3 separate regions of the Homo sapiens genome follow, and all the other regions are linked to region 2. Evidence: chromatin contacts called from ENCODE Hi-C or POLR2A ChIA-PET data. All regions are on one chromosome and are shown on one strand. The core of a region is the stretch at or near the end of the contact, and the rest is flanking DNA. Distances in the headings are between cores, read along the strand shown. Region 1 overlaps AFF1 (ALF transcription elongation factor 1). Region 2 overlaps AFF1 (ALF transcription elongation factor 1). Region 3 overlaps AFF1 (ALF transcription elongation factor 1).

The links. A loop is a pair of places that touch in the nucleus more often than their neighbours do. ChIA-PET counts read pairs that join two places held with the same protein, here RNA polymerase II (POLR2A). Pooled maps may share reads with other maps.
Region 1: a loop to region 2 is called in a pooled map, with 3 times the contacts of the local background. The contact joins two enhancer-like sites. A Hi-C loop is called at or near these places in 6 of 50 pooled maps. POLR2A ChIA-PET finds 5 or more read pairs at or near these places in 10 of 52 experiments (A673, B cell, GM12878 and 6 more).
Region 3: a map of endothelial cell of hepatic sinusoid shows a loop between it and region 2 (4-fold over the local background). The contact joins two enhancer-like sites. A Hi-C loop is called at or near these places in 39 of 168 maps with a recorded cell type or tissue (CD14-positive monocyte, CD4-positive, alpha-beta T cell, Calu3 and 23 more), 18 of 37 single-sample maps with no recorded cell type and 35 of 50 pooled maps. POLR2A ChIA-PET finds 5 or more read pairs at or near these places in 24 of 52 experiments (AG04450, CD4-positive, alpha-beta T cell, GM12878 and 18 more).

What each region holds. Positions count from the first base shown.
Region 1 is chr4:86,954,653-86,959,156 of GRCh38, forward strand. The region is part of intron 2 of AFF1 (ALF transcription elongation factor 1); the gene reads left to right. Among named protein-coding and RNA genes, the nearest start is that of AFF1, 22 kb to the left of the region's middle. RefSeq lists enhancers at 2,698-2,747, 3,275-3,858. Within about 2 kb of position 2,724, at least 4 of the 41 ENCODE cell types and tissues checked have a DNase peak (open chromatin) inside an H3K27ac peak, as active enhancers do.
Region 2 is chr4:87,055,610-87,060,115 of GRCh38, forward strand. The region is part of intron 4 of AFF1 (ALF transcription elongation factor 1); the gene reads left to right. Among named protein-coding and RNA genes, the nearest start is that of AFF1, 120 kb to the left of the region's middle. RefSeq lists an enhancer at 3,124-3,213. Within about 2 kb of position 3,247, at least 10 of the 41 ENCODE cell types and tissues checked have a DNase peak (open chromatin) inside an H3K27ac peak, as active enhancers do.
Region 3 is chr4:86,990,797-86,995,664 of GRCh38, forward strand. The region is part of intron 2 of AFF1 (ALF transcription elongation factor 1); the gene reads left to right. Among named protein-coding and RNA genes, the nearest start is that of AFF1, 58 kb to the left of the region's middle. Within about 2 kb of position 3,500, at least 4 of the 41 ENCODE cell types and tissues checked have a DNase peak (open chromatin) inside an H3K27ac peak, as active enhancers do.

The sequences.
Region 1 (4,504 bases), core at 1,474-3,973, 100 kb before region 2:
TGGAAGGTCAAGGCTGTGGTGAGCCAAGATTGCACCACTGCACTCCAGCCTGGGTGACAGAGCAAGACCCTGTCTCAAAAAAATCTTAAGATAAAATGTATTTACTGTTCATTAAGTGGAAGTGGATCATCATAAAGGTCTTCATTCTCATCCTCTTTATGCTGAGTGAAAGAGGAAAGTCTTCATGTCTCTGAAGCAGAAGAAAATCCATGTCAATGGACTTGTGCAGTTCAAGCCCATGGGGTATTTTTATTTCTTCTGTTCAATATATTTAAATATCTTTATCATATATTTTATATTAGTATATTACTTATGTAATCACTTTACCTTTTACATTCTTTTCCCATCAACTTCTCATAGTCTAAGATGATAATGTAATTATCCTTTTTGTTCCACCTTGTGACTGTCATCTACCCTCCAGCTATTCTTTCTGCTTTTGGTTTTAAATTATCCAGATTTCCAGATTAATAGCCTATTTTATTTTATGATTATTTGTGCCCTTGCAAGCTTTGTCTTTAAAATGACAATAAAAGTGGAAAAACCAATAAGCATTATTTACATTGTTTTGATTGAGAAGGAAAATCGTGTCTAGGATTTTATTTCTCCTCCAGCGTCAACTCAAATACCACTTGAACAGAATGTTCATATTGATTAGGACTAATGAACTATCATTAACTGAATAAATTGTTCAAACGCCAAATTTTAAATTGCTTCATCTTTGAATAGTGCTTTTGCTTTGCTTGGACTTTCTAATTTCTTTTTCCTTATTGAAAGAGAGAATGTGCCTTTTTGCCATTTCACTAACATGTTCCCCTTCTTACTCTTTTGTATCAACTGCTTGAAATGTCTCATTTTCTCCTTGGAATCTTGAAACTAAAATTAATTTTTACAAAGTGTGTGCTAAATTACATTCTTCTGAAATTGGGCCCAGGTAACTGAAGCCAGAGAGTAAAGTTGGGATATATTCTGGGAAATTTTTTACTTGAGGACAGGGGGAAAACATGTTAAAATAAACCATAAGAATGAAGTAAATGTCATTTCAGGCTATACCACCAAATGGGTGGGACATGATTTTATCGTCTTCTGCCATTCAGAGTGGGTACTGAAGTGTTTTAGGAGATTTGCTGAGATGCTTTTCAGTTTTTGGGAAGATTTGAGGGATTGGATTTTGTTAACCTTGCATCATATAGGATGGAATACTGTAGCCCCTGGAAGCTCTCCTTTTCGAGTTTGAATTGATGTTTAACTCTCCTAATTGAGAAGAATTCTCAATTATTGAGGAAGCTACAAGGTGTTCAACAGATTAACACCTATTATATGGACAGATCTTCTTTGTGCAAGTAAATCAAGGGCCAAACTTCTAGATGCTTACTAGAGAGTTTAATGGCTGTAGGCCATGTTTTCCTGAAATAGTGATTGGCCTGGGCATTGTAAATAGTGCACACCTGGAATTGTGAAATGAGGAAATAAGGTTTCCTGCATTTTCAAGTGAACTAGTTTCTGGCCTGATTTACAAGTGCAATAATATTTCTTATACAAAACACCTTGTTTTCCCTCATTTTAGAAAATGATTGCTAACTGATAAGTATGTGTCATTGTCATATGTAGTTTAAGATGAGTCACTCAGTTTGATGGGTTTAGAAGAGTTTAGATTCAGACTTACCTGAGAACTGAGGAAATATTTTTTTGGAATTAGTTATTTCCCAAAAGGAAAGCTAAATTTTGCATATAAGAAGACACTGCTACATAGTATTTACTCTTCTACAAGTGGCATAGTCATCTTAGAAAACAACAGAAGTAACTTTATTGAGGTGTAATTTACAAGCTATTTTAAGTATACAGTTTAATTTTTAGTAACTTTACTGAGTTGTGCAACCATTACTACAATCCAGCTTTAGAACATTTTCATCTAGATGGAACTACCTGTTTACAGTTAATCCCATTTTCATTCCCAGCCCCAGGTAACTATTAATCCTCAATAATTTTGCCTATTCTGGACATTTTATATAAGTGCAATCATACAATATGTTAATTTTTGTGACTGGCTTCTTAGGATAAAGTTTTCAAGATTCATCCATATTACAGCATGTATCAGTTTTTCAGTCCTTTTTATTGCTAAATAATATTCCATTGCATAGATGTGCCATCTTGTACTATTCATCAGTTAATGGACATTTAGGTAGTATCCACTTTTTTGTTTTTATGAGCAATGTTCCACATATGTTTTTATTTCTTTTGGGCAGATGTTTAGGAGAGGAATTGCTTGCCTCTAAGGTAGGTTTCTGTTTGGAGTCATCTTTATTTTAAGCTCACAAGCCATTGTGCCTGGGGTCACTTTTGTTTATTTGCATGTACTTTTTCTCTGTCTTTAGCCCTGAACTCCCTGCTGAGGCTGAGAGTTGGAGGAGAATGAATTAATATTAATAATTATTTTGTGCCTTCAGTATAGTGGACACTAGTCCAGGCATTTGGCATTATATCATTTTAGGTGCTAAACTTGGTCCAGGTGGTAGATAAGATGAACACTGAGTTGAATTGCTGGGGATAACATTGTCTTTGTAGGGATACTAATTTTATACTGTCTTGATGTGGGAAAGAACCATTTTTCTTTCTGGAGGCCTTCCATTATAACAGTACTTTTCTTCTGAAGCCATACTAGTCAGCCTACTTTAGGAAGAAGAGAATTTCAGTTCCAGTTTCTCCTGTTTTGCAGAAGCTGGGGAACCATTATTTCAAAATCTGAGTCATGTTTTCTATGCTCTGTAAGGTATTCATATCAGTAGCCTAATTTTACTGGAGAAAGCAAAAGCCTGGAGAGACCTTCATAGCTGAGTATGTGAATCAGACTGTGGGGAATGCTGGGGCAACTAGTTCATTTTTGGTTGGAAATTTTTTTTTCTTTTTTCTTGAGATGGAATCTCACTCTGTTGCCCAGGCTGGAGTGCAGTGTTGTGATCTCCGCTCACTGCAACCTCTGCCTCTTGGGTTCAAGCAATTCTCCTGCCCCAGCCTCCCAAGTATCTGGGACTACAGGTGCATGCCACCACACCTGGCTAATTTTTTATTTTTAATAGAGACAGGGTTTCACCATGTTGGCCAGGCTGGTCTCAAACTCCTGACCTCAGGTGATCCTCCCACCTCAGCCTCCCAAAGTGCTGGGATTACAGGCGTGAGCCACCATGCCCAGCCCTGAGCCACTGCGCCTAGCCTGATTTTGCCATACTTAAAAAAACAAACAAACAACTATCCTTTTTCCTCTTTTTCTTTGCTGAACTATTTTAAAGCAAATTCCATTTCACTTCTTCATACTTTATGTGCATCTCTAAAAATATATGGACATTTCCCTACTTAAATACATACCCGTCTCACACCTAATAAAATTAACATCTTGGATTCGTCTAATACCTAGTCTATCTCTGAACTTTTTCTTTTTTTTTCCTTTTTTTTTTTTTTTTTTTGAAACGGAGTTTCACTCTTGTTGCCCAAGCTGGAGTGCAGTGGTGCCATCTGGGCTCACTGCAACTTCCACCTCTCAGGTTCAAGCAATTCTTCTGCCTCAGCCTCCCGAGTAGCTGAGATTACAGGTGCACATCACCATGCCTGGCTAATTTTTTGTATTTTTAGTAGAAACGGGGTTTCACCATGTTAGGCTGGTCTCAAACTCCTGACCTCAAGTGATCTGCCCAACTCAGCCTCCCAAAGTGCTGGGATTACAGGCGTGAGTCACCGTGCCCGGCCCCAAACTTTCTAGATTGTTTTAAAATGTCTTTTAAAATTGTTTTTAGCCAGGTGCGGTGGCTCATGCCTGTAATTCCAGCATTTTGGGAGGCCACGGTGGGTAAATCACCTGAGGGTCAGGAGTTCGAGACCAGCCTGACCTACATGGTGAAACCCCGTCTCTACTGAAAATAAAAAATTAGCCGGGTGTGGTGGTACGTGCCTGTAGTCCCAGCTACTCGGGAGGCTGAGGCAGGCGAACCACTTCAACCCAGGAGGCAGAGGTTGCAGTGAGCCGAGATTGTGCCACTGCACTCCAGCCTGGGAGACAGAGTAAGACTCTCTCAAAAAAATAAAATAAAATAAATAATAAATAATAAAATTGTCTTCATCTTGATCCAAGGAAACCAAAGTTCACATATTGCATTAGGTTTTGTTTCTTGAGTCTTAATCCAGAGCAGCATTTACTCTATTTACTTGTGGGGTGGGAGCATTTACTAGTTAAGGAAACAGTTGCATGTATGTCCTACTTCTTGGATTTGTTTGTTTCCTATTAATGCGTTTAACTTGTTTCGATATAGCAGTAGTTCTCAACGGAGGACAATTTTGTCTCCCTCTCTTCCAGGGGACATTTGACAATGTCTAGAGAGATTTTTAGTCATCACAATCTAGTGAGTAGAGGCCAGGGATGTTATTAAACATCTACAATGCACAGAACAGCCCCCACCACAAATAATTTCCTGGTTTCTAATGTCAATAGTGCTGAGATTGAGAAACTGTCAGCCTA
Region 2 (4,506 bases), core at 1,997-4,496:
CACCCGGGTCATTTTAGCTCTTCTCTAGATTAACTGTGTTTTATTTTGAGCCAACTGATAATCTTCAGGGACAGAAACCCAGATATTCCAAGGGGAATCTTGTTGATGACTGAGTTAGTGGTTTGATTTTGGCTGTTTTGGTGGGGGTGACCAACACTCATGAGATATTTAAACAGTTCCTCCTAAGAGAGGATCCTGGTTCATGTTAACATAATAATTTATTTTTTGGTCTTGTATTTCTTCTCTCCAGTTGCCAACAGCAATTTGACATTATTTTCCAAGGTTAACTTTGCATGTTCACATTTCCCAAGAACTCTATAAGCAGCTATTTTTACATTGATTTTGTTCCTTTCTTTAATTGTTGAAATAACTCTATTGATGGTTTTTCCCACAGAGGTCTAGGGTCCACACAAACTATTAGTTTTCTCTTGAACTTCATTTCATTCCCTATTTAAATTTGGCCTACTTTCTCTCTGCATTTTTTTTTTCCTAACCCCGTGGTAATTTGTCAAGCCCATTCTAATCTTCTTAATCCCTTTGGCTGAAGGGTTTTGAGGTTTAATGTTTTAATCTAGAGGCCTCAGTATTTAAGTAATTAGAGGTCCTATTTCTAGCTCTGTCCTTTAGATAAATCACCTTAGGTTTTTTATTCCAATTTACAAATAATAGAACTCTGAAAACTCATATTGGACAGGAATGTGGAGCTTTGAATTGAAGTGCATGAATTAAGAAAGGAAGGCATTCTATGTTATGTATATTTCTTCGAGGTATTCTTAACAACCCCACACTATATTATAGATTCCCTTTTTCCTTAGAGCTCAATTTTTAAAATACCCCGAAGCAAGTATTTGCTGTTGCATTTTAGAAAAATTTAAAATAGAATTCTATGGTATAATTAGAATGTATGTTACTTCCAACATTTTTTCATGCTCGAGAACATGGGAACTTGTGAAAAAATTTTTTCCTATTAAATAATCTGAACATTCTTACAAAATGTTTTTTAAAAATAACTTTGTTTCTTTGTCATAGAAGGATTCATATTTTTACATTCTGTCAACAAATATTTGAACACCCATTAGATATAAAGGGAGCTAATAGGAAAGAAAGACACAGGCACAGTAAATTTATTATGACATAGCATAAAAATCCAAAGTGTAATCAGTATGAGCAAGGTAATACGGAACTCTTCATAATACATTGCTGGCATAGTCCCCTTGTTCACTTTATGATGAAAACTATTCTAAATGCTTTATAGGTGCTAACTCATTTCATATTCACGATGATCCCATGTGGTAGGGTACTGTTACCATCCTGTTTTACTGAGAGATTTAGAGGTACAGAGAGATTGGTTGTCCAAGCTTCTGGAGGCTTTTGCCAGTGGATCTGAAATCCAGACTCAAGTAGTCTGGTTCCAGAGTCCACAGTCTTAACCACAACACCTACATTATATTGCCTTTCAAAATTAGAAGCTGTACATTTTTTTTTTAAGAGTTGACTTTTGAAGCACTTTGCACTCTGGTGAAAGGTACATCCAGGCTAAAGGCTTAGGAAGAGAAAAGACATAGAAGCAAGACACGGAGGGAAATCTAGTGGGAGTGGCAGGGCCTGTGGCTCCAGGAGGTTGGGCATGGGCAGAGGAGAGCAGTGGGGAGATGGGCCTGGTGGCAAGATAGGGCCAGCTTTTGAAATTCTTTAGTTATTTATTGAGTAATTTAGATAAAAACAAGAATCATTAATAAAAGGCGGAGAATTATTTTGGCTTCATGGCAGGTGGTACAGCTTGGGCTTATAATTCTGTAAGACTTTGGGCAAGGAACCTAACCTTCCTGTGTTACCAGTTTATTCGTCTGTAAGTAAAGTGGGTCTAATATACTGAGGTAATCTTTGAATTACTTAAGACAGTGCCTTGTGCATAGTATGAGTTCCATACTCCTACTATGGAACTCTTGGTAGTGGTAGAAGTGAAATTTGAACTGGGCCTTAAGAAAAAGAATTTGGACAGAGGGTTATCAAAATGGGGAATTAGTGATGTTGGGGAGTTAGGAAGACTGATCGTATTGTTTATTGAAATGTACTTTAGAAATGAAGTTGGAATTAGATCAAGTGGACCATTAATTCCCAGTTAAGAGTTCTAAGTGAATAAAGCCCCTAAGACTTGATTTTAAAGTATTAAAAATAAGTAAACAAATGAAAAGCCTAGTGAAAGAAAGTATTTCCTTAGGGGTTATCAAGCTTTTAAGAATGGGTTTGCCATGGTGTTAAACCCCCACCGCTGTCTTCAACATCCCCCCGCCCACCATCCCCACCCCTGCCTGATGGCTTAGTTGCTCTGTGAGCTCACTCCTGAACAGCAGCATTCCCGTGGCTTGGCAATCTCTGGTGTAAACAGTTCACTTTATAAAAATGTACGCACTCTAAAATCTTGTAGTGCCCTTTCCCCTTTAATTTCCAAAGCACTTATTTGTTTCTCTCTTGATTATCACAGTAACCTTGTGAGTTAAGTATGGCAGTTGGCAGGAGTCACCATTTTACATGCCGTGGAACTGAGTCTCTAAATTTAATTTAAGCTAGTAAATGGCAGAGATGGAGACATGAAACCTGGACCCTGGCTCCTAGTTCCAGCGCTCCATCTGCCACAAAACATGGTTTCTGTGGAGTAATGATGGCTTATGTACACTTTTATTTAAAGTGTGCTGTTTTTCCACATGGCCTTGCTTTCATGTTGGCATCTGATGAGTCATGCAAATATAGGGTGGCACGGGTGATTCAAATGACAGGATGAGTAAAACTCAGTTTTGGTCTTCGTGGCCATGTGGCTTGCACTGAGACCTTTAACTTTGCTTCCTACCTTTCAGAGAAGGAAGCACCAGGTATGAATTCTCTCAGTTCTTTCTACCTACAGTGCCACCCCCGCCCCCAAATCATAGCAGCCACCATTTGTCTCTTTCTGTTTAATCTCACAGAAGGAGGTGTTCTCAACTCCCCCACTCTCAACCTTTGGTTAGCTTAAACCTTTCCCTTATTACTCAGCTCTTTCATGATAGTCTATAGTTACATTTAGGCCTTTCCCAACTGAAAGAGCAAAACAAACCCTTCTTCACTCTTGTGTCTTCTCTAATTACTACTTTCTTGTTCCCTCCACAGCAAAAGCTCTGGAGACAGAAGTAGGTAAACACTGTTCCTGCTTCCTCTCCTCCCCTCCCCTCTACTTGCAACCCATTGCAGCCTGCTCTGTGCCTTCACGCCACTGCCTCTGCCGGCAGGAGCCACTAGTGGACTGTATTGGATGAATTCGAGGAATGCTCTTTAAGGCCTTATCCTACTTGACATCTCTGTAGCATTTGACACTTGACCACCATCACCTTAAACACTCTCCTCCCCTGTTGTCTGGGTTTTCTTCTACCTTTTTGTACGTGCCTTAATCTCCTTTGGAGGCTGCTGTTCCCACTCCTCCTCCAGGGCTCTGTCCTCAACCATCTTTTCTCATTCTGCAGCCTTTCCCTGGTGACCTCATTTGCACTTAAGATTCAACTGCCGTTGCTCACGAACACCAGAGTGATTTTCTAGCCTAAAACTCTTAAAACGTATTTTGAGATCTAGGTTCTGTTATCCACCTGCCCACTGGACTTTTCTAGTAGGTGTTGCACAGGCATCTTAATTGAACCTGTCTAAAATGGATTTTTTTGTGCCCCCCTCTCCCTGTATCACTTCACACACAGAATGTTCTCCTTCCTCCTGGTCATCAGTTCTCAATTCCTTTCTGTCATATACTCCATTGTTTTGAAAGCAGCTTGATCCTATGGAGATTACTTTATAAACATTCATAGCTTCTCCTTTTCTCTGTCCCTCATTTAGTATGGATTTTTACCGTCTTTCTTGAACTGTTACAACTTCTTTCTAACCTCTCATCTTGCTGTTTTCCTGCTTCTCAGTATGCCACATTATTTCACATGAGTGATTTGATTAAGTGAAAATCAGATCAAGTCGTACTTTTTCAAGATCCTTCAGTACCTCTCCATCACCTTCAGGACAGAAAGCCAGATGTGTCCATTTGTCTTCTTGCCTCTTACCTGTCTCTGCAGCCTTGAGTTCTGGCCCTGCTGCTGGTACTGCCTTGTTCCACTGCAGCCCCCAGACCCTTATAGATGACTTTCTGCTGTGCACCCCGCTGCCCAGGCCCGAGTTTCAGCACTTCTCCCTTGGTATCATCCTGCTGCTTTTTCTCCAGGTGGTAAACATTTTGAGGGCAGAAGTCAATTGTGTCTCATATGCTTGTTTGTCCTTTGTGTTTAGCACAGGTGAGAACTGGAGCCAAATGGGAACTTTGCTACGCTGTGCTCAGCTTGAGGATTTCTTACCCAGCTCACTCTGGTCTGGAGTCTGAAAGATAATCTCTTAAATGCTTGGCTTAACAGAGGGGTGAAGTACTGGACTGAATTTCCTATTCAGGACACTTGACTGGGAAATGGGTGCAGTGTTCAATAATGTTTTTGAGAAATCATTTCA
Region 3 (4,868 bases), core at 2,250-4,749, 65 kb before region 2:
ATTTATTTATTATTTTATTTTGTTCCCTCAGCTGTGATCTGCTTATTTGAGCTTGTTAGAAATATGTAACCTAGGCTGAGCGCGGTGGCTCACGCCTGTAATCCCAGCACTTTCGGAGGCCGAGGTGGGTGGATCACCTGAGGTCAGGAGTTCGAGACAAGCCTGGCCAACGTAGTGAAACCTTGTCTCTACTAAAAATGTAAAAATTAGCTGGGCGTGGTGGCGGGCGCCTGTAATCCCAGCTACTCAGGAGGCTGAGGCAGGAAAATTACTTGAACCCAGGAGGTGGAGGTTGCAGTGAGTCGAGATCGTGCCATTGCACTCCAGAGCAAGACTCTGTCTCAAAACAAAAAACAAAACAAAAAAAAACCGGCGCAGTGGCTCACGCCTGTAATCCCAACACTTTGGGAGGCAGAGGCAGGCGGATCACGAGATCAGGAAATGGAGACCATCCTGGGTAACATGGTGAAACCCTGTCTCTACTAAAAATACAAAAAAATTAGCCGGGCTTGGTGGCAGGCACCTGTAGTCCCAGCTACTCGGGAGGCTGAGGCAGGAGAATGGTGTGAACCTGGGAGGCGGACCTTGCAGTGAGCAGAGATCGCCCCACTGCACTCCAGCCTGGGCGACAGAGTGAGACTCCATCTCCAAAAAAAAAAAAAAAGAAATATGCAGCCAACATATATAGCCTTCTGCAACTATATATTTGTTTACAAAAGAGAAAAATACTGTTGAAATTGTTTTGACCCAGGTTCTTTTAAAATCGCTTTATAGTCACAAAATGATTGTCCTAGAGGATACCAGCCTCCATAACTGTGGCTACTACCCTTAAGACTCAGTAACATTAACTCTCAGCTCTGAGACTTTTTACTACGTTTTTTTTTAAAGGATGTGGGTGCAGTGGACATCCCTTAACTACATCTTTAGTGTGGCTTGCTAATCACCACAGAGACTTTAGTGTTGGTACCTGAAACATCTGGAAAATAAATCAACAAATTAATCCAACAGGACTGGGTTTTCATGTTTACTTCAAATTGCTTTTTTTTTTTTTTTTTTTTACATCCTTTTCCATTATTGAAATATGGTAGATGCTTTGGTCCTATTTATTGAATTTTCTTTCAACCTTCAGACACTTCTCGAGAAAACCAAACCAACCATGATAATACATTACTATTTTGCCTTTTGCAGAAGTCGTCTAGCTGAGCTTGAAAGTAACATCAAATTTGGGAGTGCTGTGCTGAAACATATCTAGGTATCAGGAAAAGTGATTTTCCAAAGGCTTGTAAAAAGTCATAGGATTCTATGACTGCTTCCTCAAGAGTGTAACAATAGCTTATCAAGAGAGGCTGTGCAGCATAGTGGTGAAGATTATGGACTCTCGAGTGCAGGGTCATATCTCAGTCCCACCACTTACCAGTTTGCATGACTGAGAAAATTGCCCATTTTCTTGGGGCCTCATTTTTCTTATCTCTGAAGCAAGGATGGTGACATTGTACTTGGCTTAAAGGCTTGGAATTAATTTAATATGGGTGAAGCACTTAGAGCCAGGAATATTGTGCATGCTCAGTAAATTCATATTACTTACAAAATTAATTCCTAACACCTTCCTTGCCATTTTGCTGGACTGTGGTATCTAAGATTGTTACTAAGTGTCTCAACCACGTGTACTGAGGGAACATTATCATATTTGGAAGAAAGTCATCTTTATGTGAATTCCCAAGTGACAGTGTAGGGACCCATTAAGTTGTTAAGCGTTTTAAGGCATGAAGCTGGCCAGCTTTGAGGTGTCAGTGACTTGTAAGGGCACTAACAAGTCTGTCAGTTGGGAGCATAGTTCCCAGCTGCAAGTTCTCACCTTGACAAAGTTATAATTGTATTAGCAAGGGAAGACCCCTCCTTTCTGAGAACGTAGGAAATACTGTAAACCTGAAAAACTCTGTTGCTATAACTTCTGTAATTTTCTTAAATGAATTCTTAAACATGATGTATAAAATGACAAGATTTAATCAGCTCAATAACATATAAATCCTTGATCGTGAAAATATGTATAATTGGTTATTAATCAGCTTTTTGTTCTCTAGATTAATTGTAATTTCAAGACATGTAGGATTTAGAAAATGGAGTAGCCCTTTCTTTGAGTGAGTAAGTTCTTAGAAGACAAAGATTTTTTAAAAAACATGCTTTCCTATAGGGTTGCATGAGCTTTAGACGTAATAAATGCTCAATAAATGTTGATTTGATTTAGTTTTAATCTTCCTGTTTTACATGTGACCTAGGTAGGAAACAGAGTCCACAGCCAAGAAGCCTCAAATAAAACTCCCCTAACTTTTTGGAAGGCAGCCTCAGTCCTCAGATGGAAGGTAAAATCCATACCTCCAATTAGGTTTTGCTTGGATTCAAACATTTGCTAGGAATAAAAACAGCACATTTACGACAGGCTAGGTATCACAGAAAGTGCCAGTAGTTGATGTAACCTCTTTTATGTGTGAGGAGACCAGATCTTAGTATAACTAATAAGCTGCAATTTACTGATCATTGTGGCTTGCCTATATATGTAGTTTTTTTCTCCCACAAATGAGGAAAACATCCCTGCAGAGATTGAGGAATATCTCCTATCTTCCAGTTCTTAAATCCTTCCCCTTTCCTGATATGTGTTCAGGAAAATTTAGGGATAGTTTCAAGGGCAGGAAAAGCCCATAACTCATAGATGACTATGCCACAATACTGTTCAGAGACTGTTTCAAACTGAATAATGGTAGTAATTGTGGACACTTGTCTTTGAGAGTTTATGGAACTCCTAAATGTCATAGATTTTATAGTACTGTGCTTCTCAGAGTTCAATGAGTATATGAATCACCTTTGAATTTTGTTAAAATGCAGATTCTGGGCTGGGCATGGTGGCTCATGCCTGTAATCCCAGCATTTTGGGAGGCTGAGGTGGGTGGATTATGAGGTCAGGAGTTCGAGACCAGCCTGGCCAACATAGTGAAACCCCATCTCTACTAAAAATACAAAAAATTAGCTGGGCATGGTAATGTGTGCCTGTAATTCCAGCTACTCGGGAGGCTAAGGCAGGAGAATCATGTGAACCCAGGAGGTGGAGGTTTGCAGTGAGCTGAGATCGTGCCATTTCACTCCAGCCTGGGAGACAGAGCGAGACTCCGTCTTAAAAAATAATAATACATTAAAAATATAAAAATGCAGATTCTGATTCAGGAAATCTGGGATGGGACCTAAAACTGCATTTCTTATAGGCCTCTCATGTTAGAGCTGCTGCTCTGCAGCCTTACTTTAAGTAACAAGGCACTAAAACACAGGTTCTAACTCAACTGCACACTAAATTGCCAGAAGGCACTAAAAAAGAGTCCCCCTACTAAATAAACTATATTTAAACAAACATTTGTTTTCTTACTTGAATTAATCAAAACACACGAAGTTGCTAATTCGACTTCCTGATCACTGTGGGCTCACTGGTGCTGGCACACTGAGTTGGCATAAGCTCCAGGAAGGCCCAGAGCGGAGTCCTTCACACACTTCTCATGGTCAAATATGTGGTTTCCTTTGGATTTTTTGAAATGTTGGAAATTGTTCATTGATCCTCACTTGCTCCATTTGTGGATCTGGATCAGAGTCCACTGATTGTGTAATGAGAGAACCCCAGATTATGCAATCTGGGGGCAGATCTCACCTGCAAACACATGTGTAAAAGGAAATCTTAGCAGCTGCAACTGTAGCAGAGTTCTTCACAGTTCTCTGCTTCAGAAATTATCTTTTGGCTGCATTGGTTTTGGCTGCCTTTCTGCTCAAACAAGCAAACACTCCCCTTGATCCATCCAGCATCATGACTTGATATGCATGAGAACTAGGAGCTTGTGTTAGGTAGAGTGAAGGATAAGCTATCAGAGAAGGCTTCTGAGAAGAGCTGCATTTGTTAGAGTTTAGATAATGGTAAGGGGTCTTCAGCTGGAGCAGAGGGAAAGGGGCATTCTAATGAAGAGAAAATACTGTCTGCAAAGGTTGGTGGCATTAGAGAACTGTGGGGCTGGAGGGTGTTCATGGGAAAGCGGGGAGGGGACAGAGAGAGGTTTGGTGGATGATAAGGCTACTGAAGTTGGTCCAAATTGGGAAGGGTGTTAGATATCCTGTAAGAAACTGTCTCCAGGCCAGGCATGGTGGCTCACACTTTGTAATCTCAGCACTTCGGGAGGCCAAGGCAGGTGGATCACCTGAGTCCAGGAGTTTGAGATCAGCCTAGGCAACATGGTAAAACCTAGTCTTTACAAAAAATTAGCCAGGTGTGGTGTTGTGTGCCTGTAGCCCCAGCTACTCAGGAGGCTGAGGTAGGAGGATTGCTTGAGCCCTGGAGACCGAGGCTGCAGTCAACTGAAATTGCAGCACTGCACTTCAGCCTGGGCAACAGAATGAGACCTTTTCTCAAAAAACAAACAGGCAGTTAGAAAAATCTACCCCCTTCCCCCTCCCCCTCTCCCTCCCCCTCTCCCTCCCTCCCCCTCTCCCCACGGTCTCCCTCTCCCTCTCTTTCCACGGTCTCCCTCTGATGCCGAGCCGAAGCTGGACGGTACTGCTGCCATCTCGGCTCACTGCAACCTCCCTGCCTGATTCTCCTGCCTCAGCCTGCCGAGTGCCTGCGATTGCAGGCGCGCGCCGCCACGCCTGACTGGTTTTCGTATTTTTTTGGTGGAGACGGGGTTTCGCTGTGTTGGCCGGGCTGGTCTCCAGCTCCTAACCTCGAGTGATCCGCCAGCCTCGGCCTCCCGAGGTGCCGGGATTGCAGACGGAGTCTCCTTCACTCAGTGCTCAATGGTGCCCAGGCTGGAGTGCAGTGGTGTGATCTCGGCTCGCTACAA